Linked DNA regions of Homo sapiens: region 2 is linked to region 1. The links are chromatin loops, found by intact Hi-C in ENCODE. Cell type or tissue: HepG2. All regions are shown on one strand. Each heading gives the region's core, and the rest is flanking DNA. Links, peaks and the distances in the headings are about the cores only.

Region 1 (15,588 bases), core at 4,998-9,997:
GTGTGTGTGTGTGTGTGTGTGTGTGTGTGTGTGTGTGTATTTGGCTTCCGTTTTTTGTGAAAAGCAAATGAGAAGCAGCGTGTACCCCATTAGGGTAGGGAAAAACTTTTAATTAAGAGTTGAGTGTTAAGAGGTTAATACGAGACAGCCAAGGAGCACTTCCATCCTGACTCAACCAGAAGCCTTCAGAAGCGCTGGAGAAGGAAGTTGGATTAAAGAGCGGGACCTGGGGAGGGGCACAAGTTGTGCCTGGAGCATCAAAACTGAAAATCAAGAGATTCTCCATGGCATTTTTTGTCAACCAAGTGACGTAAATGTTTACCAGGATTTTAAAGAACATGGTTTCTTTTTCAGTTTCCGTGTGTTTGGATTATTAATGAAACTAAGTTGGAATCCTACTTTCTAACTGGGTGACCTTGGACAAGTCCCCTTCTAGAATTTAGGGTGTGATGAATGAATAGTGGGATTTTATGATGAAAATGCCAAGGAAATACCTTCCTATTTTATCTGTGACTCAGTTTAGAACAATGGTTCTTTTTTTTTAAATCCAATAATCCCCACATATTTTATCCGCCTCTGGTAGGTTACCATGCACTGTCTTCCTGGACAGAATTCACTTTCCTGCGACTCATCTCTATTCTCAGCACTGCAGCTGATCATAAGTTAGAAAAAAAGAATGGAAAAGACCTGCCTGTTTATTGTCCCTCCTATGGGGTGAGGTCCTGCCACTCTGGGTGCCACAGTTTGCTCTGAACTTCCTGTGGACCCTTGAGGAAACCCAATGTCTATTTGAAAAGGACCACTCTAAATGATTTCTACTGTTTTTGTTTTTTTATCTAGAAAAATTGAGGCATCAACAAAAAAGTCATCCTAGCTCTACTCTAATTAAGCTGAACTGTATTTACTTGCCCAGCTGTAAAATAGTGTTCTGGTGTTTGTAGATAAACACTTTTAAGAAGTCCTATTAGCACTTCAACAGTCATTGCATAAGGAGTCAGAGGGGATCATAAACTCTATCCAACAGCACTTGTAATTGCAGCAACAAAGCTCCAACATCTTCCAGGATAACTTTTTTAGCAGGTCCGGGAGAATTTCAGAAGCCCAGGGCAAGGGGGTTTGCCTCAGATCCCAATTCTTTCTTGAAAACAGCTATGGCAGGGGCCAGCAAACATTTTCTATGAAGGGCCAAATAGTATTTTACTTTTCAGGCCATTCAGTCTTTGTTGCAGCTACTCAATTCTGCTGTCGTGGTGCCACAGGCAATATGTAAATGAATGAGTGCAGTTATGTTTCAATAAAACTTTATTTACAAAAACAGGCAGCAGGCTGGATTTGGCCTCTGGGTCAGAGCAGGGAATGATCTTTGATTTATAGACTATGGAGTAGCAAGTTTAAATGTGGGGGTTCACTAAGATTCTCATCCAACCCCTTTTGTATTTTTAAATAATATTTTATTATTTTCTTTCTCCAGATAAAAAGAGATATGATTATTATAAACACTCACAGAAAAACAGAAAAGAAAAATTATTCACAATGCCATCAGACATACCACTTGTTAATATTTTGGAACAGAGTCTTCCATTTACATATATATATCTATACATGTATATATATATATATGCTTATTTTATAGAATTAGGAAAATTCTGTATGATGCTGTATACAAAAATTTACCTAATATCCTTATTTTCATGCTACTTCCTACATAAGTTTAGACAAATTTTACTAATTTTTACTTTACGGATTGTTTGCTTTTTGGGAGCAATGAGGAACTCCACCTGTATCATTTCTTCTCTCACATTTACAATTATGGGACTTTAGTCCTTGAGATTTGGGGCAACTAACATAGAAATGGAAGCAGATAGGATATTGCCTAATGAACTCCAATAACGTGTTCCTCCAGGGTCAGGTGTAGAACAACCCCAGAGAGAAGGGGTGTGTGTGTGTGTGTGTTATTGGGGAACCATTTATTAATATAGTTTCCTGTAGCCCTTGTTAAAATCTGTATTGTTTTAAGCCCTTTAGAAACTCTGATATAGGTGGTCTGCAGCTCAAGTTCTGAAAAACACTGAGTGTATATCAGAAAAGAGCTTCAATCATTCATTCACTTCAGGTGAGGACTCATTCTTCAATTCAGATGATACCCAAGCATCCGCCTCCCATTTTTCCCATTGCCAATCTTGGCCATTTTTCTAATCATTGATATCCCTAACAGATAATAGTAGAAGTTCTCATTTAAAAGGGTTTACAGGAGGTAATACATAAATCCTAACGCCTAAAACAACAGCTGTTAGGATTTCATGTGGCTTTCACATTTAACCTACTGTCCTGTGTGTTCCTAAAATAAAGCCAGATATTTCAATCGTGTTGCTGAAAAGAGGTGCACTTATTGGGAAAATCAATAGGGAACCAGAAAATGACTTTTGACACAAATGATCTAAGCTAGACACCAAGACAAAGAATGGAAATAAATAGAATAAGGCCCTGTTACCTCGTAGGGTGAAAGTTATCAGTTGGACAGAGCTTTACTTTCAGGCTTCTGTGAGATGATGTTTGCTCAGCGAATTTGTCACACAAGGCAGCTGGAGTAACAATGTTTTTAATTAATGGAAAATTATTTTTTAAGTACTTGGAAACCAGAAATTTGCAGCGGTGTCAATGAGAATATAAACCATCAAGAAGTCCTCAGGCTAAGCACAGTGGCTCACGCCTCTAATCCCAGCACTTTGGGAGGCTGGGGTCCTGCCCTCGAGTGGACTACTTAAGGTCAGGAGTTCGAAACCAGCCTGGCCAACATGGTGAAACCCTGTCTGTATAAAAAATATGAAAATTATCTGGCATGTTGGCATGCGCCTATAATCCCAGCTACTTGGGAGACTGAGGCAGGAGAATCTCTTGAACCCAGGAGGCTGAGGTTGCAGCAAGCCAAGATCCCATCGCTGTACTCTAGCCTAGGAGACAGAGTGAGACTCTGTCTAAAAAAAAAAAAAAAAAGAAGTCCTCAGTATGGCAAGAAGCTCCTCCCCTCAGCAGCCTGTGACCACAGACTTACTCCTTATCTACCTCTAGGTTGCTGGGAAAATAAAATAATTGATATAAATCCTAGTGGCTAGCCCACAATGAATGCAGAATAAATGTTGCTATTGTTTATAATAGAATCAGTGAGGTAATTACAGATTCTCCTTGACCATTAATTCTCAAAGGCCTTTCATTGACATTTTACTTGCTATTTTGTTTCTGTATATGTGTAAAGGTAATAAGACAGTTATGCTATAAATTGCACCATTAATACATTCCAACTAAACTTCCCTCAAATTAATACTAATTATTGATGTTTACATATAATTTCAAAGGGATTAGAGTGATGTTTGCTTTGCAATACCATTGGGAGGGAAAAATCAGTGTTTAAGTATAAATGGAGGAAGATAATATAAAGTGAAGATCAAATAATGACTTTAAGCATTTACTAAATCATGTTGTGTGCTGCTTCTTAACAATAAAAATATCGCTTACACTGGCAAACAGAAGGAAGATCCCTCTAGCCTGGTGCACCAAGTAAGGGTGGAAAAGTCAGTCTTTATACTCTCAGCGGAGCATCATGCTCATAAAAATTTTTGTAATAATATTAAATTTTTTAATTAATATTTTTTGAGATGGGATTTTACTCTGTGGCCCAGGTTGGAGTGTGGTGGTGTAATCATAGTTTGTTGCAGCCTCAACCTCAGAGGCTCAAGCAACCCTCCCACCTCAGCCTCCCAAATATCTGGAACTACAGGTGCACACCACCACATCTGGCTGAATTTTTAAATTTTTTTTACAGATAGGGTCTCACATTTTTCTGCAGGCTGGTCCTGAACTCCTAGCCTCAAGTGATCCTCCTGTCTCAGCCTCCCAAAGCACTGAGATTATAGGCGGGAACCACCATGCTCAGCCTTAAATACTAAAGTGTCCAATAATGTGAGTTTGCCCTGAAACATAGGACACATCAATCATCTTCTATTTTAAATGGTTTAAGCAAGATAGCTCACAGAAGTTGGGGGTGCTTGACTGCTTCAATATTGGCAACATGATTTATTATTTTCAAAAATTATAGGTGTTATTATCCTTTCTAGTGGAGAAATGACCCACAAATCTCCAGTTGTACAGAAATCAGTATTTCCCAAACTTTCCAAGCAGAAGAGTCACCTGCTTAAAGATACACATTCCTAGACCACTCCAGGGAATCAGGATTTCTAATAGCAGCTCTAGTAATCGGACAAGTTTGGGTAACTCTTTCCAGCACTGGTTCTTAGCACTCACCACTTGCTAGAATCTGCTGGGAAGCATGAAAAACAGCAGCAACAACAATGATAACAGATGTCCAGGCCCCATCTCCAACCAATTTAATCAGTATGCATCTCCTAAGTTGGCCTGGCCATGGATGTGTTTTCTAAAGCCACTCAGATCATGCTAATATGCAGCCAGGCCTGAGAAACACCAACTGCTTTGCCTCGGTACTCAGTGTCATTGGAACTAGCAGGACTGGCCTCTTCTGGGAGCTGGTTAGAAGTGCAGGATCTCAGGCCTGGCCCCAGGCCCTGAGATGACGATCTGCTTTTTTTTTTTTTCTGAGATGGAGTCTCACTCTTTCACCCAGGCTGGAGTGCAGTGGCGCTATCTGGGCTCACTGTAACCTCTGCCTCCCAGGTTCAAGCAATTCTCTGCCTCAGCCTCCCGAGTAGCTGGGATTACAGGTGCCTGCCACCACGCCCGGCTAATTTTTTTGTATTTTTAGTAGAGAGAGGTTTTCACCATCTTGGCTAGGCTGGTCTTGAACTCCTGACCTCATGATCCACCCGCCTCAGCCTCCCAAAGTTCTGGGATTACAGGCGTGAGCCACCTGTACCCGGCCGAACAAATTCTTTAAGAGATCTGTGTGCACACTAAAGATTCAAGTATGCATATCAAGGGAACAAAAACCTTTCCACCAAGAGGATGGATTTTTGCTCCCCTCTCCCCTCTACCTTTGCCAGCACTACCATCAAAAGCAGCTTAAAACCTTGACTGAGGTCTTTTTCTTTATACACTTAGCCATTGAAAGCCAACTGAAGAGTGATAGGGTGAGGCCCACCTATCTGTTCCAAAATCATTTAGGAAAGCATGTTAAACAGCATACACTGCTCTTACCCAATCAAATGTCTCCGCAAAATTTAATTGGCAGTTTGTTTCATGTCCAGCAATCAAAGACATTAAGGACCACTAATATTTACATCCATGAATTCATTTAGACAGTTTTCTTTAATTGATGATGAAGACACTACAATTCTAAGTACCAGACAGAATCAGGAAAAAAAAAATTGAAAATAAGCATAACACTATAAAGAAAACTTGGAAAAGTGAAACACTTCTAAATAAAAAATATATACCTGGCCTGGCACCCATTACATATATACATAATACATGTTATAAACATATATACAGTAAATGTTTTGGTAGCAATACAGACCATGCATTGGTCTTTGTGTACACAGATGAAGTAGCACCGGGGCAGCACCACCATCTTAAGATGATAAACCAAACTGCACATACATTAAATGAAAATACATATATGTTTAATTTGGCCCACCCTGTAGCCAAGAGGTGTAAGGAAAGTACTTTGCAAGAAAAAATTGTTTTGGGAACTACATTCTTAAGCCAATGGTGAAGTTCTAAAAAGAAAAAGAAAAAAAAAACCCTACAAATGTCTATGCAAATATGGACAAGTTTTCCTGTTTACTGAATTTGTCCTATCCTATGGCATACTCGTTAACAGCATAAGCAAAGAGAGATTTAAATGCCAAGTGAATGGCAGAAGTCTAAAACACCAGATCTTTTGGTGTATACGTCACAAATGGCAAGTCATACACAAACTAGAAAAGAAAGCTAACTCTCCACCTAAGTCATGTGTTTTCTAGTCATGTTAGCTAATTATAAGCTCTTTATTCATAATTAATTCCTCGAGTAGGGTTAAGCACCTCCAATATCATTCCACCTCCTCCCTGCCCCTAATGTGATGCTCTGTTTACAAGTAGTGGGAGACACACAACAGGCTACATATTCTCTACCCATACTTAGGAGACAGACTTACAGAACTACGGAAGGACCACAAAGATCTTCTGTGGCGCTGCCTCAGAAAGGACCCATGGCCCCAGTGTTTATCCTCGGTGTTCTACTCACTATGAAGCTGTTTTTGTTCTCCATAACTGAGCTCACAGTCTAGAGGTCTTTTAGTCTTGGCAAGGTCATATTTCCTCACATTCCTAGAAGAGCATGCTTCTTCCTCTCAAGTTTCTCACAAGCCTATACATCTATATATATATATATATATATATACACACACACACATATGTGTATCTATATATGTGTGTATATATATCTATATATGTGTATATATATCTATATATGTGTGTATATATCTATATATTTGTATATATTCATCTATATATACACACACACATCCCACACACACGTCACATATATATACACACACACAAAGACACACACATGTCACATATATATACACACACACATATATATACACACACACAAACACACACACACACACACACACACATATACAGCATTACCTCCAACTAACATTCATCATTCATGGCATCCTAGGAACATTAACTCCCCTGTCAAGTCATTGCAAAGAAGAAATTTCATATTGGCTTCCACCCATTCTTCTTCCCATTCCTACCAAAAGGGTCACATCTCTCCCCGCCAAGGTCTTAATTCACAGTGTCTGGATTCAGGGCCTCCTTGTGTGATGGACTAACCTACAGAGTGCTCTGCAAAAGCAGCATGAGACCAAATATGGGGTCATTGTCACCAGCAGTTGGAAGACTGCACATGGATACTATTTGTCATGGCTCTCGTTGTCAGTGGATGGTGAAACCCTTTCCCCCCTTTTTTTAACCACCTGCAGTAAATAAATATAAAGTTTCCGACTTTGTGGTATATTGTATTCAAGATGCAAGATTGAATAAAACAGGGCTTCAGTATTGTAAAATACTGTTTCTTACCATACAGAAAAATTGTTTCTTAATACTTCAAATGTCTCAAATTTAAATGATAGCTAGAAGACAAAAGCCAGGGAAAGAAAGGTTAAAAATCTCTACTTCTGGCTAGATGACTTTTAGTAGATCCATTTTTGCAGTCACTGGATTAGTCAAGAGTCCTTGACCTTTGAAAGTCAGCAAGAAATAGCCACAAATGTAACATCAGTACTGATTTCTCATTATTGACTCAGGTGGTTGATCATTAATGGATTCTCTTCACTTCTAGCTGGTTCTAGGGCCATTCTTTTGCCCAGAATGAAGATATCATCAAAGTCATAAAACATATTTGTTCTTTTCGCAAAAGAGGATTTTAAAACTCTGCTTAAGTCTCTAAGGAAAAACGCTGTGAGAGGTTGGTGTCATCAAGAAAAACCCACTAACTTCTAGGTTAACCAGAGGCCACTAGAAGCCTCAATAATGAAAGCCCTTGGCTGGCCTACAAATGCTTTGAAATGGATAAAAGCCAACTCTCCTCAATGGGAACTGAACACAAGGACTCAGCAGCTGACGTTGCTCAAAGGAAACCCTTCGTGTCGCCAGAGTATGAACTTTTGGTTTGAGTACCAGCAACTTCCAGTTTTAAATCGGTAGTTTGATGCCACCATCAAAACCAGCTCAGGCACCACTAGAAGCAGCTTAAATAAGAATTTCTACCTTTATGCTTTTCGACTCAAAAAGTCAGAGAAATAGAAACCAAGAGATAGATTTTTCCAGTCTGTTCATTTCTGCTCTCATTCAAAACATGTTGATAATTCCACATGTAGAGGTATCTCGGTAACACATATTCAAAGTGTAGGTTCCTTGAGAAATAATAACCAGCTTTACAGGAAAATGGTTGGGAGTGACTTTGTTCATTGATTTCTCTTTAACTATTTCAGTCCTCAAAGGAAAAGAGCAGGGCAGCTTGCTCTCTTCTTCCACTAGCAAGAGTATGAATCAGAATGCTTGAAAATATGAAAAGTTAGTTTGACTAAGAAAGTCTTTTTTTACAAGAGTAAAAAACAACTTTCATATCAGATTTTCAAAATGGGTAGTGCTCTCTACTAATAGGAAATGATGTAATTCTGCAAGTTCCTTGAAAACAATGGATTCTTATGACTCTAGACCCTATTTATCTTAGAAATTGATGAGCATGCAAATGATTAAAATCTGCAATAACGGACACTGCACAACAGTCTGTGAGGTACATGCCACCTGGCTGAATGAACAGTAACACGGGCCTCAGCAGTGTGAGGGGTTCCATTTATCTCCGCTCCCTTTTGAGTAGAGCTGGGGTCCCCAAACAGTTCATCAGGAGGCAGCAGCCACTACAATGCCCTCCAACCCTGGCCCCTACCTTGTAGTCCCCACTCCCACCCAGGGAGCTTAGGCGTTCAGAGAAATAAAATGTTGCTCCTCCCAATAGTAGGGATGCGAATTCCTGATAGAGAGATAGAGGCTCCCACAGACTCAGAGGGAGCCTGATATTTGCATTAATTCATTTAACCTTTAGGAAGTTTCCTGGTAAAAAGATTTAAAAATCTGTCGGCAATATCTTTAAATGCATTCATTGCCATTTGTTTTTCACGTGGAAAAAATTCCAAGACGTGTATACTTTCCAAACAAGAAAAGAATTAACATTTTCACTGCTGGCTAGGTGTTTCAGTAGCAGGTCATTAAGCTTTTCTGTGCTCTCTGTACGCTGTGTTTTGTTAACTAATCACTAATAGGCCAGCACCCACCAAGGCAAATGGGCCAATTACATTCAGTTAAATAATGTAACACTGGAAGTTCTCAAAAAATATGAGATAAGGTAAGAGTCTTAGGGAAGGTGACACATAGCCCTGGTCATAATGAAAAACACTTACTGGAATTTTAATTTCTGGTTAGCAACAGCTCACTTGCCTTACCATCTTTCTCAAGACAATGCAGGAAATGAAATATATCATAATGTGTGCACAGAAAAAAATGGTGGGAATAGAGCAGGAAACTTACAGAAGTGGTGGGGGGAGGGGACAGAAGAAAAGATCAACAGTATCTAGTTTATTATGAATAGAAAGACATTTCCAGAATTTACAAACGCCCACATTGTTCATTCCAAAGAGAGCTTTTGAATTGAAGGAATCACCCATCTCCTTCTGTTTACAATACATGCAATGGAAGACTTTAATTTCCTCTTCTTATAATTTTGCTTCCATTCAATTACCAATTTTAAGCTGACATTTGAAAACACCCAGCCAAATATATCCTTCTTCAGTTTAATTAACATGGCCTATTGTCTTACAGGAAAAAATACAAAATTAAGATTAATTCTTATAAGGAACTCAGCTCAACATCAGGTTTATATGACAAGAGATAGTATCAGCAAATATAACTATACAATTGAGAACCATCTATGGCACTATGATTCTTATATTATGTTTTCTGAATTACAATCTTAAAACAAGGATCATACCCTATTCTACTCTTTTAAGCCTTGTTTTAAGCATTTGCTCCACTCTTTACAACAGAACATTGTATACCTCCATCCCACATCCAAAAAAAAGATGTGCTGTAAGAAAAGTTACATTTTCATTTAAAAAATTACACATATAAATCAAAACCTATGTTAAATATTTAATACTCTCTCCACCCAACGTGAACAGTTTTGTATGAAATAATTTACAATGATGCTTTGTCGTACACAGTTTCAGCAGCAGATGAAATGTATCTTGAAAATGCATTGAGAGTAAACCCATTCTCTCATGACACGGTGGTGGGCACATCAGCTCACTGTGGCCAGCTAAGTCCTTAAGGTTGAAGATGAAGTTTATGCAGACTCATTATTCTGGTGTCACAGTGCATTTTTTTTTTTCGCTTGGCACAATATAGAACGTGCAGTTCAGTCAATGAAATCCTGAGGATTGGATAAAGTAAACAAACTGAAATGGATGCATCGTACCATCTACTGATGAGGAAGATATGAGGTCCTAGTTGTGAATCATGAAATATTTAGAGTCTGGGTACCCATGAGTTAGAAGAGGATTTGCTGAGGTCATTTAGGTCTTCATTCTGAAAAGAAAAAGGAAAGAATTCAGCACCACAGGTATCTCAAACTGCACAATCACTACTTTAGAACCTTTCTTTTACAAGGGGCAGCGTCACATAAACTGAAGTTACAGGCACAAATAGTACTGTCCACCTAAATATGATCAACAAACTGTATTTAGCTTTTTATTTATTTCAAAATGCAAGAGTCTAAAGAAATCACTAACCAAAAGTCATCAATGTGGAATCTGTAAACAAATCAACATGATCTGGATGTTTCAGAGGTTTAGCAAAGGAAAAATAGAAAATTCTTTGGTGTTGTGATTGAAGCAAAAACATACATCATTAGTTGCTATGTAAAATGACCATCCGACATGAGCGGGTTGTAGTCAGTCTGTGTTGTATCTCCTTCTGGTTGAAAGTCAGCTGCAGATTTTAGAATTTGAAGTTGCAGAGCTTCACATGACAAAATCGGAAATCAATTTTTCATGTGCACAAACATTGTTTGACATGAGAATTTTAGATGCAAAGGGAGACCCAAGCAAAACGGACCTACTGAATCATTAAATAAGAAAACAAAAAGATTCAGATTTACGTCTAATAGAAATAAGTTATTTAGGCAGAAGCACAGCATTTCTTCTTTGCAAGTCAAGAAGGTAAATTTTAAAGGGTCACTATCCGTGATTCCCCTTCAGAGTGAAGACTCTTTTTTTTTTACTTTTTTTATTATTATACTTTAAGTTTTAGGGTACACATGCACATTGTGCAGGTTAGTTACATACGTATACATGTGCCATGCTGGTGTGCTGCACCCACTAACTCGTCATCTAGCATTAGGTATATCTCCCAGTGTTATCCCTCCCCCCTCCCCCCACCCCACAACAGTCCCCAGAGTGTGATGTTCCCCTTCCTGCATCCATGTGATCTCATTGTTCAATTCCCACCTATGAGTGAGAATATGCGCTGTTTGGTTTTTTGTTCTTGTGATAGTTTACTGAGAATGATGATTTCCAATTTCATCCATGTCCCTACAAAGGACATGAACTCATCATTTTTTATGGCTGCATAGTATTCCATGGTGTATATGTGCCACATTTTCTTAATCCAGTCTATCATTGTTGGACATTTGGGTTGGTTCCTTTTCAACCTCATAAAGCATCTTTTACTCAAGTATTACACTACCTAGTCTTTTACAGGTCCTTGTTTTTCATGCATTCAAAACTTATCTATAAATATCAGTATCTACAGAGTGCATCAAAGGGTATTTAGCAGAGAGTAGATCAGAAATACTTGTTGAATGAGTACGTGGTTGCACTAAATACTAGGAAGTGTAGAAAGCTGGATTCTGTTGGAAGCCCTGCCTTCTAGTAATTCTAGAAAGGAAGGCAAGTTCTGTTCATAAATACATGGCATGTGAAGTAGACATCAGTACATGCCAAGATACATGCATGGGGGCAATAGCTCTAGACACATGGAGGATGGAAAGAATCCTCCCAGCTAGGGGTGTAAGGGGAGCATCTCACTGACACACCTGGCTTGGTTTTGGAAGAAAAAGAATAATGTGGGGATGTGGAAACTGGGATTGTGTCTATGTTGCTTTGGTGTTGCAGTCCCAGAAGATAACACAAGGCTTGCCACGTGGTAGTACTTAATAAATAGGAGTTAAATAAATGAAAAGGAAAAGGACGCTTCCCATTGAGAACATATGACAAGGTCCTACAGGGTGAGATGGTAGCCGTGAGCAGGCTCAAGTAGAGGATGTGGCTTCACTGGACCCCAAGATATCTAAGGAGGGATAGAAGGAATTAAGTCTACAAATGTAGCTTGAGGTAGATGGTGAAGAACCTTGAATGACAAGCTAAGAGGACTTTATCTAATTATAGAGACAACAAGGACATGCTACATTGACATAAGGTCAAGATGTAGCAGTAATAATGCATATCACCTACAAGGATAGTGACAGCTTCCAAAATACACGCAACGTAAGTGTGGACCGATATATTAGGGTGGAGCAAAAGCAATTGCGGTTTTTGCCATAAAATAAATTGCAAAAACCACAATTACTTTTGGACCAACCTCATATCTTTTTCCCTCTGTCTCCTCTTGAAGGGAATGATCATGGCTGGCATCAGTCATCATTCATTACGCAATGGTTTTCTGATAAGTCAAAGTTTACCAAATGATGACTCTAGTTTTAGGAGATTTCTATTTATTTTTAAATATTAACTCTGCCTCTAAAAGACAGGTAAACAAACTGTATTTTTAACTCACTAATAAAGACTTGGCATGACGATCACAATATAAAAACAAACAAAAAAGGAAGCATTCCAAGTTTGCCCCTTTAATTGCCAGAGAAACAGGATTTACTCTGTGTGTCTACAATTGTGGTGTCCACAAATGAAAAGAAAGCCCGTCCCTTCACAAGCCATTGGTATGCTAGGAAACTCCCCACAACAAGCTCCAGATCTCTTATTTACTGTCAAGATTCTCCTGAATGCATATAGGAATGTTCCCACCAGAATTTCTAGATTAGCGCTTAACAGAGCTTCACAGCTCTGGGCCTCTAATTAGGCAGGAAGGCCACACTTTATTAAAGGACTTGTGACAAACAAACAAACTGCCGAACATAAAATGGGGGAGAAAGCAAAGGGCATATGGTATGTTTTTCATTTCATATCTGGCTCTTCTCCAGAAGGGGTGGGTAAACAGCTTAGTACAGGAACACACTGTACCCTCTTTTATCATCACACGTACCAACCTGCACGGATGCATAAGGACAGAGACCCAGGGCCCTGTGAGGAGAGGGAAAAACAGGTGGCTTCACTGGGTGCTGAAATCTGTTGCTTTGGGCCACTTGGAAATGATCTCTGTCATTATCCACAAGTATGTTCAAAGAGCAGGGAATAAAAGGACGTATCAAGTGCATCGACACCTTCCTTCCAAAGTCTTACTTAGCACACTACTTTTCAAAGCCCCTTATCTTAAGTCCTGATCAACACTTGTCTCAAAAGGGAAAGTCTGAAGTTCACACCTGTTTGTCTTTGTACAGGGTGTGTGTATCTGTGTAGGCACATAAAGTTTAGCTACCAAATAATGACATGGACATCCTTCAGTGAGAACTGTCCTTCACAACAGCCAACTTGGGGGCTGCATACTTATTCCAGTCATGCAGCCATTGTTTGCAGCATTTTTGGAATGCCTGCTCAGCCTTGGGCATATTCTTTTGAATAGTCTCTATAGCAGCCAGTCTTAGCCCTCTGAGGACACGTTTGATCTTTGGAGACAGCCAAAAAGCTTTGAGAGCCAAATATGGTGAATAATGGGACTGATTAAGCTGGGTAATTGTTCCCAGCGAGGTATTATCTAAAGCCAAAGAGTTCCGAAACCGAAGTTCCAAAATCAGAGTTGTGTACAACACTTGCTCTGATGAGTTTGTTGGAAAGGAAGTCTCCTCACTTTAGAGACAGACCTCAACATATGCTTAATGAGACTAAAGTTCATCTGTCTGTATCTCCCTAGCTCCACATACTCACAATCAAGCAAGGCTGAACTTGAATAAAGCAACTCACTCAAAAAAGGCAAACATTTGCGTAACTTAATATATTTTTTAAAAAAGAAAAAAGCAATGCCCATACTAGGGTCTTGCAGTCAGTCATTCAATGCAATAAGCATAAATACAATGATAAAGACTGGAATAAGCAGGGGAAAAGCCCGCATAGGCGTACATATGTTTAATACACTTTATATATACACCACTTCAATTGACTGAAGGGAGACAATTGACAGACCAGAGGTAGCAAATATTGCTACAAAGTTTTACAAATGCAAAAATTCATTTGTAACAGGCAGAAACTGGAAACAAAAAGGCAAAACATTTCCTTAAGAGAAGACACTGCAAATATCAAGTGGTGATATTCCTACAATGCATTCTGTCTGGTTACATCATTGGGGAATAACTTCTGAAGGCAGAAATACAATGCACCTGTCACGAGATTTAGTAGCAGGAAATTACATTTTGACAAAATTTCATCACCACATCAGTATCTACTATGTCCTTCTGCGTGTATATTCTTGTAAGATAAAACCCACCTAATCCTGTTGCCAGTAATGAAAAATGTAATTTTTAAAGCATTATCAAATAAGTCAACACTTGAGCAATGCTACTTGACACCTATGGATTATTGCATTATTGCATCTAGTAGGAATTTACATCTTCTGGGTTCTACCCACTTAAACTATGCCTATAATAGCTGAAAAACAAATAAAGACTTTGCTTCCTTTTACATTGTCTCAGCTTACTGATCGTTTTTACTGGGAAAGCAGCTGGAAACAGCACAAGAGTATAAGTGTGATGGAAAGATCTGTACACTCAGCAATGCATTCTTGGTCAGAACAATTGACAAATGTTTTCATCCTGTATTTATATGTTTTGAAACTTCTTGCCAATATGTTAAATCAAGGGCAATATAGTAATAAAAATCTAGTTGGGGCATTGCTAGTCGTTTCTACTTTTACTAGGGAAATAAGAGTAAAATATTTTAAGTTGCTTGGCCACTGTCACATACTAAATTGTTAGAAAGTAACTCTTCCTTATCCAACTGTGCTTTAAAAAAATGACCGTAGTGATGACCTTTTTTCAATAGAGGTCATTGTTTGAAATCTTATATTGTAGATGGAACTAGAAAATTAATATAAATTAATTTCCTCCACTTAAAGAAATGAATCAAAACAGCATATTTCTCTTTCAGTTAACATAAACAGCTGTGTGCTTTTTAAAAAAAAAAGTATCTTGAATATAATACAGAAAATGTATAAAATACAGGAAGATGTAAAGAAGGAATAAACATGACTTATATTCCCCATCACCAGAAAAACCACTACTCAGCTGTGGTTGTAATTTCACAATCTACTTAAAGGATTTGAACTTTTAAAATGCTGCATTTAATGTCCCCTCAAAAAGTCTAAGTAGGAAAGGAAAATACTGTTTTAATCATACTTAGATCTTTCCCATTCTTAAAAATCCATGATGAGAAAAATTTTTGAAATGTTACCCAACTTTTTAAAGCATCCTGGTATTCCATCCCTTTGCCATCATCCCAACGCATTGTATAATATGGGGAGAGTAGGAATTTGAAAGTAGGAAAATCTTCTGGCTCCCTGGCTTTAGTTTCCAAAAGCCTCAGTATTTAAAGGAAGGGCACAGGCAAAATATTTGGAAGAGCCAGGAGAACAGAAGGATTCCTCTCAGGTTAGAAAAGATTCCCTTCATGAGAGCAGAGGGGTCAGTGGGTAGCTCTGTACTTTGCAAGATTCTGACAATGATGCCTGTAACCTCTCTCTATTCTGTCTTCCCACGTCTGTTGATTTCCTATTTCACACAATTACATTAAACTGCATACCCCTCCCTCCTACCACAATTCTTCAGTTACCTCACTGCTGATACACTTAATTTACAGTACCACTAACTGGAAGCAAATCATGTCTTCTAGAATGCTTATTAATA
Region 2 (15,588 bases), core at 4,378-9,377, 220 kb before region 1:
GTAAACTCCTCATGTTGCTCAGCATAAAGCCCACGCTCTGAGGTTGATCTGAAAGCACAAATATAGAATAATGGCTTCCTGTTTTCCAATTTTTAATTCCAATAGTTGTTGGGCTAAGGAAAAGGGACCCCTTGCTGATGGTAAGTATCGGAGCTAAAGCATTCTCCCATCCTCTCTGCCATCCCCTTCACAAATAAACCCATTTCATAAGGGCACAGAGCAAAGCCATTCTACCTGGCTTTTGTAAGTGCTAGCTACTTCATTGGTTCTGTTCAGCATTCCAAAGCTACCCTAACATGTCTGTGTTCAAAACTATGTTAAACATCTTCAACTATCTGTTCTGCTCTTCATCCCCATTGTTAGCTCTTAGATTTAATATTACAAATAATATTCTAATTAGATTAAAGTCTAATTCCAATCAGGAAGAAAACCTACTTATATTTGCATTTTTAACTTTATACCAAAATTTATATTACTCACTAGAGCCCAAGCAGCATTCTCACATTCTGCTTCTCGGAATCCCTCAAACACTATCAGACACTCAAAAACTAGCATGTAGCAACCCAGGGGTTTGAATAACAAAGTTGGAAAAGGACGGCCAAAAACAATAAATTGGCCTCCCTGGTCTGAGCCAGACTCAGTCATGTATAACTACTGAGCTGGAATAAATAAGACCTCTGTTTTAAATGGTAATAAGAGTAGATGAAGCATTCAAATAATAAAGTCAAAAAAATCACAGAAGTTCATTCTAAAATTCCTAAAATAGGATGTTTCTAAAATACCAAAGCATTGATTTAACTAATGGTATTATAACCCATGTGGAACAAAATTAAATGCTGATGTAAATAAGGAAAAGGTCATTTTGATTCAGCTGGAGAGCTCCTGATTTTGATACAGAATATCTGCAGAGGCAAGTGTTTTTCAAAAACTTCTCCACTAAGTACCATAAAAGTAAAGGGATTGGGAACATGAGCCCACTGGTTGGATGGTAAACACAGTAGAAAGTAGCACACTTCAAGCATTAAATGTCTTTTAAACTTTGTATCTGTCCTAAAATATTATGATAATTTTGAGTTATACCTTAACATCTATCTCTATATAATTATATTTATAGTTATATATAAAATATATGTAACATATATATCTGTATGAATATTAAAATTATTTACCTTAGGGAATTTTTGAAATTATTTTTTATTAAACTCTGAGTGAAGTCAACACTTGGGGACTATGTGTCATATTGATCCTGCAAATAATTGGACTCTGGCAAGCTATCAGTTCCCCATAGGAGCACATATAGCCCATGTTAATAAACATAATTTTAGAAGACTTTATGTATTTCCCAACCTATTGGCAAGCTACTAACTAATTACATGAATATAACATTAGGAAGCATCTTGCAGATATGCATATTCTTAAAGGATTAAAGAATTGATTTGGCTCCTATTAGAGAGACTCAAAGTAATAAGGGCTTAAATAAGATAGATGTTTCATTTTTTTTTTCCTATGTAAAAGTCTTGGCTAGTATGGTGGCCTGTGTTGGAAGCCAGGCTCTATCTGTTTTGTTCTGCCATCCTCAACATGGTCCACTCCTCTATCTTCTGCCATTGTGACTACATCCAAGAGCAGGCAGTTGTTCTTCCCTAGAAATTTCAAGCACCATTCCCACTCACATTCCAAATGCCCAAAATTTAGTCACATGGACATACCTAGCTGTAAGAGAAAATGGGAAGTGTAATATTTAACAAAGTAGCATTATGCTCTCCGTTTTTAAGAAAAAAAATCTATAACTAAATAATAAAGGGAAAATAGATACTGAAGAACAACCAGCAATTTCTGCCACTCTCAGCTAAAGTTACCAGCGTGATAGAAATTTGTGTTCAGTATTTAGTAAAAGAATAATAGAAATTATCTTCTAGATATTGTGGCTAACCAGGCACATGTATTGACTAATATCCTGTAAAGGTATCAAGCAATTAGAAATTTAACTTAATAAAAAGAAGCTCAAATAAAGTTTAAGGTAAGAGTTTTTGATAACTGAAATTAATGAAGGAAAATATTATACACAAATATCCTAAACCAGGTGGCATTATCAGCAGACCTTTAAAAATTAAACCATGAGGCCGGGCACGGTAGCTCACACTTGTAATCCCAGCAGTTTGGGAGGGCGAGGTGGGCGGATCACAAGGTCAAGAGATAGAGACCATCCTGGCCAACATGGCAAAACCCGGTCTCTACTAAAAATACAAAAATTAGCTGGGCGTGGTGGCACGCACCTGTAGTTCCAACTACTCGGGAGGCTGAGGCAGGAGAATCACTTGAACCCAAGAGGTGGAGGTTGAAGTGAGCCGAGATCATTCCGTTGCACTCCAGCCTCCAGCCTGGGGACAAGTAAGACTCTGTCTTGTCAAAACAAACAAACAAACACACAAACAAACAAAAACCTAAACCATGAGCACTGGAGGAAAACCTCTTTACGGAAAACATTAAGCATTAAGATATATTTAACAACTTATTTAGTTCCAGGGTCAAATAAAACAATGAACCTTTACTGGAATACTTTGCCAAGGTAAAAATCGATATTAAAAAATAATATGGGATAGCAAGATATTGTAGGATAGGTTTCACAGGAAGCCGACATATAGATGGACCTTAGCATGCAGAAGGTTGATTGGGTGCCCTTGGAATTGCACCCGTTAAAGGGAAGGGATGGAAGGAGAACTGGACAGAAGGAAAAGCTGGGTTGCAATGCGGTCTCAACTAGGGTTTCAGCCAGTGCCCTGGGGAGATTTGAATGTGACTGGCCTATCAGAAATGTTCCAAGGTAAAGCGAGGATGACACTGCATCAATCAGTCATGGAACATGGGCTGTGCCTAGAAGGAGCTATGACTTGGTAGAGAAAGTTTTCTTCAGCTGAGACAAATTAAAGGAGCCTGACATTTGACAGCTGTCTGCTAGTAGCATTTACTGCACGTGGAGGAATAAGTCTTTCAACTGTTGCAGGTTGGTTTCCCCAGAAACAGATATTCAAACATAGATTAACATAACGGATGTTTAGGAAGTGATCTTGAGCACCTGCTAAATGGAAGGAATGAGAGCAGAATACAATATTAATAAAGAATTCAGCAAACCCTGTGGGAAGCTCTGGAGCTTGGACGTTCAGATTTATTCCCTGCTGGAGAGAGAAGGTCAGGTTTTTACACCCTATATTGATCGCTCACTGGATGTGGCCATCCAGAAAGGGCTATGACCTTGGGTGAGGCAAATTTCTTCAGCCAAGACAATCTCCAAAATGGAATGACAGCTAGAGTGTTTTCTGGCAGCATTCCTAGCAGCAGGGGAAATATGTTCTTCAATGCAGAAGGAGAATCTTGGTGCACATTGCAGTGTCCACCATACGAGATACACTATGATTTCATTTTATGGCCAAAGAAAAACTTAAATCATGCTTTACATGGAGAACAGGTTCAATAATTTATCCATGTGAAACCCAAGGCATGGGTTACCTTGCCTTTTTTTTTTTCCAAAGCATATTTGGTAATATTCACATAAATTAAATGTGGGACTGATATACGAGACTTTACTATGTAAATATTTCTATTCCTCACTCCTTTTCTCTATTCTTGCCAGCAAATTCCTGCCCTTATTGTCCTGCAATAATAATAACGATTATTATAAGGCCATAAGCCCTTAGTTTCCTCACCTAACCTCCTTTAGACCCTGCGCTTGAATGCTGTGAAATAAATGTCATCCTTCTCTAAGGTAAGGAACGCTGCACCTGCATCCTCAATTCCTGTCAGTGCACAGTTCTTATCCTCATTCCGTCACCCCCAGCCATCTTCAAAAGCTGCTTTCCCTCTAAATTTCTATATTTTGCACATTTCACTTATTTAGCCATTTTGAAAATGTCTTTGCTTGACCCTTCTGTTTTCTCTCATTACACCCATGCCTCTGTCCTTTTCCCTGCCAAGTTTCTTAAACCAGCATCATGCAATCATTAATTCATTTCTACTACTCCAGTTCTCTCCCCAGTGCCTTGCAATCTTACTTCTGTCCACACTCTTCTACCCAAATATGCCTCCCCACAAAGGCTAAATAACTTTCCTTCCTTCCTTCTTTCCTTCTTTCCTTCCTTACTTCCTTCCTCCCTTCCTCTCTCTCTCTCTCTCTCTCCCCACGGAGTCTCACTCTGTCACCAGGCTGGAGTGCAGTGGCACAATCTTGGCTCACTCAACCTTTGCCTCCCAGGTTCAAGCAATTCTCCTGCCTCAGCCTCCTGAGTAGCTGGGACTACAGGTGCATGCCACCATGCCCAGCTAATTTTTGTATTTTTAGTAGAGATGGGTTTCACCTTGTTGGCCAGGATGGTCTCCATCTCTTGACTTCATGATCCGCCCACCTCAGCCTCCCGAAGTGCTGGGATTACAGACGTGAGCCACCACGCCCAGCCGCTTTCTTTTTGGCAAATTCAAAATGTTTTCATAGCCCTCAGACTTGACTTAATAATCATGGGCAGGGAACACCTGTTGTTTCTGACACTGTACTTGACTGACGTTAGGTTTTATCCCTATCTCCCACCACTCATTTCCACTTTTTCCTCCTCCCCCAAGCAACTGACAGGGCAAATTTTCCAAAGTTCTGTCTTTAGTCCTCTATCTAGAACATCATATCTTTATCATTACAATTTCTCTTCATTTTCATAATTGCTTCACTGCTGACCATTCAGATCTGTGTCTCTGTTTTGTCTTCTTGGGCAATTTCAGCCTCGATCTCCAGCCGTCTTAGAGACATTTCTATTTGGACAACCAAATAGAGAATGGCCACTACATTAGTCTAGTCTCACACTGCTATAAAGATATTGCCCAAGGCTGGATAATTTATAAAGAAAGAGGTTTAACTGACTCACAGTTCCACATGGCTGGGGAGGCCTCAGGAAACTTGCAATCATGGTGGAAGGGGAAGCAGGCACCTTCTTCACTAGGCAGCAGGAGACAGTGAGTGTGAGTGTAAGGAGGGGAATTGCCAGATGCTTATAAAACCATCAGATCTCATGAGAACTCACTCACTATCACGAGATCAGATTGGGGAACCTGCCCCCATGATCCAATCACCTCCCACTGAGTCCCTCCTTCAACACATGGGGATTATGGGGACTACAATTCAAGATGAGATTTGGGTGGGGACACAGCTAAACCATATCAGATGCCTCCATCCACTTCCACAACTGTAATCCTAGAATTGTCACTTCTAGATATACCATATGTACTCTGTCTTTACTCCTTCTATATTCCCATTTACCCTACATGTTGCTTCCAAATTTAATTAAATTTTAACATTTTCTTTCTTTTTACAAAACTCCCCTTTCACAATCTAAAAACTAGAATCCCAATTCAGAAGCTTGGACCTCAAAATGCTTCAGAATTTGGCCCACCCTTCATGGCCAGCTTCACCACAGCTCAAGTTTTCTGTCCTATACTCACTCTCAACTGAAAATCTTTGCTCATCCTGTTTTCCTGAGTGGAAATGGCCTTTCCCTTCATTTCTTTTATCTAAACTTACTCTTCTTAAGATCCATATTATGTTTAAACTATAGGGCACACACCATCTCTTCTAGCCTCCTGGGATATTCCTTTTTCTATACTTCTATAGCAAATCCCAACTGCTCACTAGAATAGCTTGTCACACATTGCTTTACGGGGACATATAATTATTCCACATGAATACATCTTGTCTTGATATTTACGTTATAAGTTTCTTAGAATACTCCATAACAAATTATGCACATAAGAAGAATTCAGTACATACTTTCTGAATTAAAAGTAGTTTTCTTCCTATCTACCTATGTACTAGCATTATAAGAATAACATTATAGGCATACAGTGGAAAAGTTTCAAGAGTGAAAACAAATCCACACCTATGTATTATTAAATAGTGAGGGACAAAGTGCTAAAGTATTATATATAAAATTATTCACAAATATTAAAACTATTTTCTTTTTGTTGGAAGGTTTTCATTTTTTCTAAATGAAAGGAGGCAAACTTCTATTAAATAGCTAGAACAGTAAATGAAAAAAAGAAATGGTCTCTTGTTTTTTTCTCACTTAGAAATCTTTCTTTTCATGAATTATTCTTAATGCTAAGTAAACTGCATATATATATATATATGCATATATATGTATCTGCATATATATATATGCATATATATGTATCTGCATATATATATGCATATATACATATATATTCCCCCTGAACAAATTCTTAGTTTTTTCTGTATAATTTTTATTAAACAAGACCACACAAATGAGTAGGAAAGAAAACATTTTGTCATCCTTATGCTCGGACACTTACACTAAAATATTTTTGCCAGGAAGGAATAGACTAAACATACATCAAGCCAAATGGAGATGCTTACTTTAAGACTTGAGGTACTTCTTATGATTTAAGACATTAGACCATAATTTGAGAATGTTTGGAAAAAGCATGCAATGGCTTTGTTTCTGACCATCACTGCATAAAAGTCTATATATCCAAAAGATTTTACAAACACATGTGGGTGGCTAATAGTATTGTTTTAAGCTACATTTTAGTTTTTTAAACTAACTTTACAAACATTTTTGAGGGTAGCCTCAATTTTTAATTAAAATAATTGTGATCTTTCTTCTTGATCATCTCTGTCTTAGCACTTCTCATCTCAGGATGTAAGTCCAAAAAATGCATCTCTTTGCTGCATAAGTTATTGTCAGTCATGACTCATTTATCTGGTCAGAATTAAAGAAAATAGTTTCTACTAAATGCTAGTGTTTCCTCTGAGGTATGTCTTTTGGGGTGTGGCATGGGAGTGGATAGACACAGCGGTAACCTTTACTCATTCATTTGATACATATGACTTGAGCACTTCATGGGCAAGACTCTGTTAGATGCTGAAGATACAGCAATGAAAGAGACAGATACAGCCTTTATTCTCATTGAGTTTGTATTAAAAGAGACACTTGGACATTAAACAACTAGTTACACAATAATTTAATCATGATAGTGGTAAGTACTAAAAAGGAGAAAAATAGCTTGGCAACCCGGAAACTCTTCAGAATTAGCCCCCTTTTTAACCATTGTTGTCCTATCCTTTGTTCCTATCATTTATTCCTAGGAGAGATTTTATTTAAACTACTTATAATTAACAAACTCCAGACAGTCTCTAGTGAATGACTCAACATGACCCTGCAAACTTTTCAAAGAGATCAGAGTACAAGATTTTGAAATATAACCAACATGTTTTGACCAAACTTAACCTATGAAATTAGACCAGGATAAGTTAAATATAAACAGGTTTCTCTAGGAGTAAACATACATGAGACAAACACAAAAAAATGTATGGTGAGCAGTTCCCAGCATAGCCTCCCCCATCTTCTCATTAAATACAAACGAACACTGGGCAAAAGAGGACACATTGACAACACACAGAAAAACTAAGATTGATAGTCAACCTAAAACCAGAATCTAGGAGGAACTGGCATTAATTATAAGGGGGTTAGATCTGGATTGTGAAACACATATCAAGGCTTAAACACATGGCATAGTGAATGAATAAAGGCTCCTTGACAGAGAGGCTTTCCCCCTCTCAGAGAACAGGCAGGTTGCACGTGGACCCCTGGGAATTTCTCTGAAAAGATAGAATCTACTTCCAGGCACAATCAATGCTGGGAGTAAGCAAAGCAAATTGCTATGAATGAGGCAGGCATGAACCAGACTTTTGCGTAGTACTGTTTTGTTTTATGTTTAATATTATTATCCAAAACAGTAGAGTAAGGAAAATAACACCAGAGTAGCGATACACTAAAACACTAAATGAAGGCCTTCTAGAAATGGAGTAATGTGTAGAACAGCCTGCACCTCATCTGAAAATCCAAGAAAGATATGAGACAACAAGGTCAAGGACAGGAGCAAAGACAAATAACTTACCCTTCTACTGAAAACTCTAAGTCTTGACTGTTCCTGCATTGTAAAAGTATGAGACAAAAGACAAAGGGGGAACAAAAACTATTATAGCAGAATGAAACTATTAGAACAGCATCTGTGAAGCTTGAAGGAAGAATATGCTTTGATTATGAGTTAGATGTAACGATGTCCCCATTACTGAAACATGAGATGTGTTTCCTTTCAAATCAGAAATAAAGCTAGAAGGCCCACTCTCACCATTATAAGCTAATTTCTGAAAGGACTAGCTAATACAATCAGCCATGTAAATCAAGCAAGGCATATGAATATTTGAAAGGAAGATATAGATTCATCATTTTCAACTAGAATCAACATAAAACAAAGAAAAATTAATACTATCTAATATTTTGGTAATTACCATTTTTAATGTAATATATAAAATACACTCTTCTAAATGCAAACATCTTAAATATTTTCAACTAAACTTAAACATAAGTGCTAAAGGGTCACATTAAAAAAATAAAAACCTCAGAATTTTACTCAGGGACTCAAAATGCTTTTATATAAGAAGACTTATGTAATGAATGAGTCTTCCTGCATGGGAAGTTTCAATATTCTAAAGATGTCAATTCCCTTCCAACTATAAATATTAGGTACTCCAAATAAAAATTAGGCAATTTTTGTTGTGGAGATGAGGGTAGAGAGTGGGATCTTGACGAATGATCCGAAATTCATTGAAAGAATAATCATGAGTTAACAAAACATTTTTTAGAAAACCAAGAGTAACAGATATTTTTCAAATGACAAAATGTGTTATAAAAGTACATGATTCTTATACTTTTCAAGTAAACACAAATGACCTTTGTTGTGGACTGTAAATGTAAGTATGCTCAAAACTGAAGCAGCATAAAACCCAGGCCTACATTCACTCCAGGTCCCAGAATGATGACAGTAGGAAGTGCACAGGTTATAGTGGAACAGAACAAAGGCTGGTTTAAGAGACTCACCTTCTCCTGTAGCACCTAACATCACTATTTTCCAAAAGGAATGACTGATAGGGCCAGTCTCTCCCCATCCTAGGTGAACTGTCCCTTATGGACATACTTCATACTTAACCATTCAAATGGTCTTTTGGCCTCCTTCATGCTCACCATATAGTTATCACTGATGGGAATTTAATTCAAAGTCCAACAAGCAATAACTGCATTAATAGACTTAGTTTCACTTGATATATCAAGTTTATGAAGAAAGAAATACTTTCTTCACATAACAAATACCAAAACATACAACAAAATGTGGAAGGTTGTATTCTCCTCTCTAGGAAACCTTATGCCAAAATAAATTCTAAGTAATCACAATTTAAATGTCATAGGTGAAACCATTAATTGTTTAATTAAAGGTACATTTGTAAACATTCTAAAAATATCATCAAAAGCAAAAACACTAAAAAAATGATTGAGAGGTATGGGTAAACTAAAATTAGTTCCTTGGTAGAAAAGAGAAGGATGACTAGGCAGAGCACAGAGGATTTTTAGGGCAGTAAAACTATTCTGTGTGATACCATAATGGTGAATATCTGTCATTATGCATTTGTCAAAAGTTATGGGATCTATAACACCAAGAGTAAACCCTCATATAAACCATGGGCTTTGGGTAATGACGTGCCAGCGCAGGTTCATCTATTGTGATAAATGGATCACTGTGGTATTGGATGACCACAGTAGGGGAGGCTAGGCATGGGTGAGGACAGAGTATATATGGAACATTTTTGTATTCCTCTCAATGTTGCCGTGCCTCCAAAACTGCTCTGAAACACAAAGTTTATTCACATTTTTTAAAAGACCACAGGAAAAAAAAACTTTTTAATTTCCATGGAGAAATACAAACATAAACAAAATTTTTTAAATAAAAAATTAGGAGGAAAGTATTTGTCACATACATAACAGAAAAATCGTTAATAATCTTAAAATGTAAATTGTGGTCAGTTTTTAAAAAAATCTGTAAATACACTATGTTAGTTTCCTAAGGCTACCATAACAAATTACCATAAACTAGGCAACCTGTAACAACAGAAATTTATCCTCTCACAGTCCTGGAGACCAGAAGTCCAAATCAAGGTATCAGCAGGGCCCCACTCCCTCAGAAGGCTCTAGTGGAGAGATTCCTTACCTCTTTCCACTTCTGGTGTGGCTCCAGCGGTCCTTTGGCTTATGGCTGCAAAGCTGCAACCTTTGCTTTTGTTTAATGGCCTTCTTCTCTTTGTCTATGTCTTATACTTTCATGTCTCTTACAAGAATATTTGTCATTGGATTCTGGACCCACCCAAATAACATAGGATGATCTTATCTTCAGATCCTTAATAGAGCTACACAGGCCCTTTTTCCAAATAAGTTCATATTTACAGGTTCTGGGGGCTAGGACATAGACTTACCTTTTTTGGGGCCACCACTAGACCTACTACATATAGCAATTTTAAAAATGAGCAACCGATATGAACAGGCAATTCCCAAATAAAGAAATAAACCTTTTAAAAAGTCATCAATCTTAACAGAAATCAAATAAATGCAAATACAAGTGACATTGAGACATCCTTTTTCACTCTCAGATGTTGAAAACAAATTTAAATAATAAATGTTAGTGTTGGTCAGGGTAAGGGATACAGACATATGCATGGACAGCTGGTAGATGTATAAATTAACACAAAATTTTTAGAGACCAAATTTTTAACATATATTAAAAGCATTGAAAATATTTAAATGCATTAATTCAGCAACTGCTATTCTGTGAATTTAGTCTAAGCAAATAATCACATAATTTCTCAAAGATACACATACACATATGTATACATATCTACACAAAGATATTGCACAATTGCTTATACTGACAAAAAATCAGAATAACTTCAACATCCAAAATTAAGGGATTTGTTGAATAAACTACAGTTACATCATAAGATGTAATACTAAAGTATTACATAAAAATGTAGATATGGCTGGGCACGGTGGCTCACACCCATAATGCCAGCACTTTAGGAGGCCAAGGAGGGCAGATCACTTGAGGTCAGGAGTTACAGACCAGTCTAGCCAACATGGTGAAACCCTATCTCTACAAAAAATACAAAAATCAGCTGGGCATGGTGGTGGGCACCTGTGTTCTAGCTACTCGGGAAGCTGAGGCAGAGAATTGCTTGAACCCAGGAGGCAGAGGTTGCAGTGAGCCGAGATCGCACCACTGCACTACAGCCTGGGTGACAGAGAGAGACTCCATCTCAAAAAAGAAAAAAAAAGGTAGATACGTATTTACTGGCAGTGACAGAGATTCACAGTACATTATTAAGTAGAAATTTAAGCTCTGAAACAGTGTACATGCATTCTTATTAAGTATCTTCATATTTAATTTAGATTTTTATTTATAAATTGGAAGCCCAGTTGTTCCAGTAGCATGGTTTTATACAAGCATCTTATTATAAATTCCATTGCACATTACAGAGAAATGTCTGGAATCCCATTAGCTGTGATTTCACACATTTAAAACAAATTTTCATGTTTACGCCTAACTGAAATTGCATCTTTTCTTGCTGACACCAAGATCCCCTGGGTGGGCCTCCAATGTTGATGAAACTGGGTAGCCAAAAGTGGCAAAACAGCAAAGGACTGGGAAATAAGATGAAGGCAAGTTTGAGTTCCACATGTTGCGCTTATTTCCTGGATAAATACGGATGTACTTGGAGTTCGTTTCCCTACTGTGTATAAACATGTTTTTTTCCATTGTAGCCAAAGATGACAACACAAACTGTTTTAGTTCATTCTTGCATTGCTATAAAGAACTACCTGAGACAGGGTAATTTATAAAGAAATGAGATTTAATTGGCTCAGTGTTCCATAGGCTGTACAGGAAGCATGGCTGGGGAGGCCCCAGGAAACTTACAATGATGATGGAAGGCAAAGGGGAAGCAGGCATGTCTTATATGTCTGGAGCAAGTGGAAGAGAGTCGGGGGAGGTGTCACACACTTTTAAACAGCCAGATCTTGTGAGCACTCTTCATAAAACAGCACTATGGGGATGGTGCTAAACCATGAGAAACCACCCCCATGATCCAATCACCTCCCACTAGGCTCCACCTCCAGCATTGGGGATTACAATTCAATAAGATATTTGGGTAGGGACACAGAGACAAACCATATCACAGACCAACAGGAAAACTCCTTTTCTTTTTTCCAAATTGAGGGAGAGATTTATGTTATTCCATGCCATCCTCTACTTGGTCCACTGTTATTGTATAAAGTAGTTCTTTATATAAGAAAGTCTTGTGTTCAGTCAAGGGTATAGAAAATTGAACAAGTTCATTTTTGTTAAATGTTCTTTCTCTCATCTTTCGTGGTATCTTGTTGCTAAAGACATTTAGAAAGTCCCAGTCTCACAGTAATGATAGAAAGTTCAACCTAAATAAATCATTTCAGTTTTTCATATTTTGCCAAGTGCTCCTGTCCTCTATTGCACCTCTAAAACAGTTTCGGTGTGGAGAATACCTGTTTAATTTCCCATCTTTCTTTTGTCCCTGTTGCTGTTTGTTTTTCAGACTGGGTGCTTCATGAAGGGAAATTGTGTGTCTAGTTTCCTTTCCCAGGTGCAATACCACTGCTCATACAGTCTATTTATTGAATGAAAGAAGACTCACCAGCCCCAGCCAGAGGTCAGGCCTACATCACAAATTAGGACCGTGAGCACAGAGCAGATCATTCCCTTGAGATTCAGGCATATCCCTGTGGCCTCACTAACAGCCAGACTTTTGAAAGCTGGACAAAGGGAGGGTTTGGAGGGGAGGTAGTCTAAAAATGTATCCCTGTCCTATTTCTGGATTAGCCTAAGAAGCAAAGAGAACCCTGGAAGTGTCCAGGAGTGAAGGGTGAGCACAGAGAGGATATGGTGTTAGAATACAGTCTAGGAACTGGCAGGCCAGGAAAAGAGTTGCCTCTTCTTGAAGCCTACTAAGTACCAGTTTGTATGTGAATCCCTGTGTTAGGTCATTTTTGCATTCTTACACAGAAATACCTGAGTCTGAGCAATTTATAAAGAAAAGAGGTTTAACTGGCTCACAGTTCTGCAGGCTATACAAGCCTGGCACCAGCATCTGCTCAGCTTTTGGTGAGGCCTCAGGAAGCTTCCAATCACGGCAGAAGAATGTAGGGGGAGCAGGAGCAAAAGGGAGAAAGAGTTGGGGTGGGAAGTGCCACAGAATTTTTGTGTTCTTTGTGTGTTCAGAGATCTCTTGTGAACTGTTGGAGAGTTCACTTATCACCAAGGGGATGGCCAAAGCCATTGGTGAGGGATCCATTCCCATAATTCCAAAGCCTCTCACCAGGCCCCACCTCCAACATTGGAGATTACATTTCAACAGGAGATTTGAGTGAGGACAAAAATCCAAGTTATATTAACCCATTTTGCATAATAAAATCTCCCTGTGTACTAGAAGACCCAATTTACTTACACTCTACATAAATGTAAAAAATTTTAATAAGATACTTTTTTTCTCTATAACTGAAAAATATAATCTAACCTATAATCTGATCATTTATGACACCCATCTAATGGGTAGGAGGGGAAAATAAAACTGTGCTTTAGTCCACTCAATTGACTTGGTTTGAAGCAATAACTTAATTCCTTGAGACAGATGCCTACTTTCTCAGGTCCTCTTATTCTCCCCTGCTCTTCTCTAAGTTGGCCTCCAACTACATGAGGCAGGAGCATAACAAACAGCACCCTATGACAGAGAGGAAGAGACAGAGTCTCAGAATCCACATAGTGCCCCCTGTACATCCTTGGGCTTTGCAACTGAATGGCTGAACAAAACAGCCACTACCCTGGTGCCTGCTACTCTGTCTCTGGTCTCATCCCTGGGGATCTTGCTGACTGGTCATGGCCTAGGATGCTCTCTGCTTGGGGTGACTTTGTTCACCTCTCAGTCATGCTGAAGCATCTCCCACATCCCCTGGCCAGCCTGTGGCCCTTTAACCTCATCACTGAGAGCACTTGATACCACCTTTATAGTCAAGTCTGTACCTTCTGCCATCTACCAAGATGTTAATGTTTCTAATAAGAATGTCTCTCACCTGCCTCTCTTAAATCAGTGTAACTTACTTTGTTTCTCTCTCCTCCTGCTCATGTTTTGACATTAAAACCAAAGCATGTTACACACAGCAATCACATCCCTCCTGGAATTTCTAGGTATGCTTTTCTAAAAACAGTGTTCCAGGAATAAGCCTTTTCAATTTCCTTCCAATCTTTCGAGTTTCTAATAATATCACTGAGTATTTTCCTCAATTCAAGAAGATTACTTCTCTGATATGTAATAAGAATTTCCATTCTTCTTAATGCATTCATGAATTCACAAGTTTAACCCTTCCACAAGCTCCTTTCTCATCTCTCAAAATAGTTCAAAATAAGACAAAAATAGCTAGATTTGGGGCAGCTCACCTTGTGCTACCTACTCACGATAAATACTAACTAAAAGGTTGAAAGCTTGCACACAAGTTCTCTGAGGTTCATTGGAAACTTACCTGCCTTTACAGTTTAAAGTCCTGGCAAAAATAGATAAATAGACAGACAGACAGACAGACATACAGATAGATAGATAGATAGATAGATAGATAGATAGATAGATAGATAGATAGATAAATAGATAGATAGAAAAATATTCCCCATCAGCGACTAACCTGTACAACATATTGTCTGTTTTAAGGAAAGACAGCTACAAATAAAAATCTCCTTTTCCAAGCCCTTGTACACTATTGATGGGAGTGTAAATTGGTGCAGCCATTATGAAAAAGAGTATAAAGATTCCTCAAAAAATTAAAAATAGAATTACCATATGATCCAGTGATCCCATTTCTGAGTATATATCCAAAGGAAGTGAATTCAGAATCACAAAGAGGTATCTGCACTCCCACCTTTATTGCAGCACTAGTCACAATAGCCAAGATACAGAAACAACCAGTGTCTATCAACAAATGAACGGATAAAAAAATTATATATATGATATGTAGATATACATATGATATGTAGATATATATATGATATGTAGATATATATATGATATGTAGAGAGATATATATATATCCACATACACTTATAATGGAATATTATTTAGCCATAAAAAGGAAGGAAATCCTGTTATTTGCAACAACATGGATAAACCTGGAGGACATTATGCTAAACGAAATAAGCCAGACACCAGAAAGAGAAATACTCCATGATCTCACTTATATGTGAAATCTAAAAAATCAAACTCATAGAAGAGATCAGAGTAGGGTTGCCAGGAATTGGGGGTAGGAAGGGGGAAAGAAATGGGGAGATGTTGATCAAAGGGCACAAACTTTCAATTATACGATAAATAAGTTCTGGGAATCAAGAACAAAGGGACTGTAGCAAAGTGACCACAATTGAAGCTATTAATACTGTATTGTCTACTTGAAATTTGTTAAGAGAATAGATGTTAAGTGTTCTCACCACAAAAAAAAATGGTAACTGTAAGGTGATAGATATGTTAATTAGCTTGTGTTGCTCATTTTACAATGCACACTTTAAATATGTTTATTTGTCAATTATACTTCAATGAAACTGAAAAAAATCTCCCTTACCAGATGAAACCAAAGTATG

The links. Hi-C counts contacts between places; a loop is a spot of excess contacts. Peaks named below come from ENCODE experiments on the same cell type or tissue, not always from the same donor. Only the 100,000 strongest peaks of a DNase experiment are listed, where the experiment ranks them.
Region 2: it touches region 1 in a loop (11-fold over the local background); 1 of 110 quality-filtered maps calls a loop at or near these places.

What each region holds. Positions count from the first base shown.
Region 1 is chr2:226,726,142-226,741,729 of GRCh38, forward strand. It overlaps IRS1 (insulin receptor substrate 1), which reads right to left. Exons shown (of 2, transcript NM_005544.3): 2 at 5,171-10,109. Among named protein-coding and RNA genes, the nearest start is that of IRS1, 66 kb to the right of the region's middle. In HepG2, for the core only: no CTCF peak of the experiment used is centred there; DNase peaks (open chromatin) are centred at 6,880 and 7,230; H3K4me3 peaks cover 814 bases.
Region 2 is chr2:226,508,288-226,523,875 of GRCh38, forward strand. No RefSeq gene overlaps it. Among named protein-coding and RNA genes, the nearest start is that of MIR5702, 140 kb to the right of the region's middle. In HepG2, for the core only: no CTCF peak of the experiment used is centred there; a DNase peak (open chromatin) is centred at 7,294.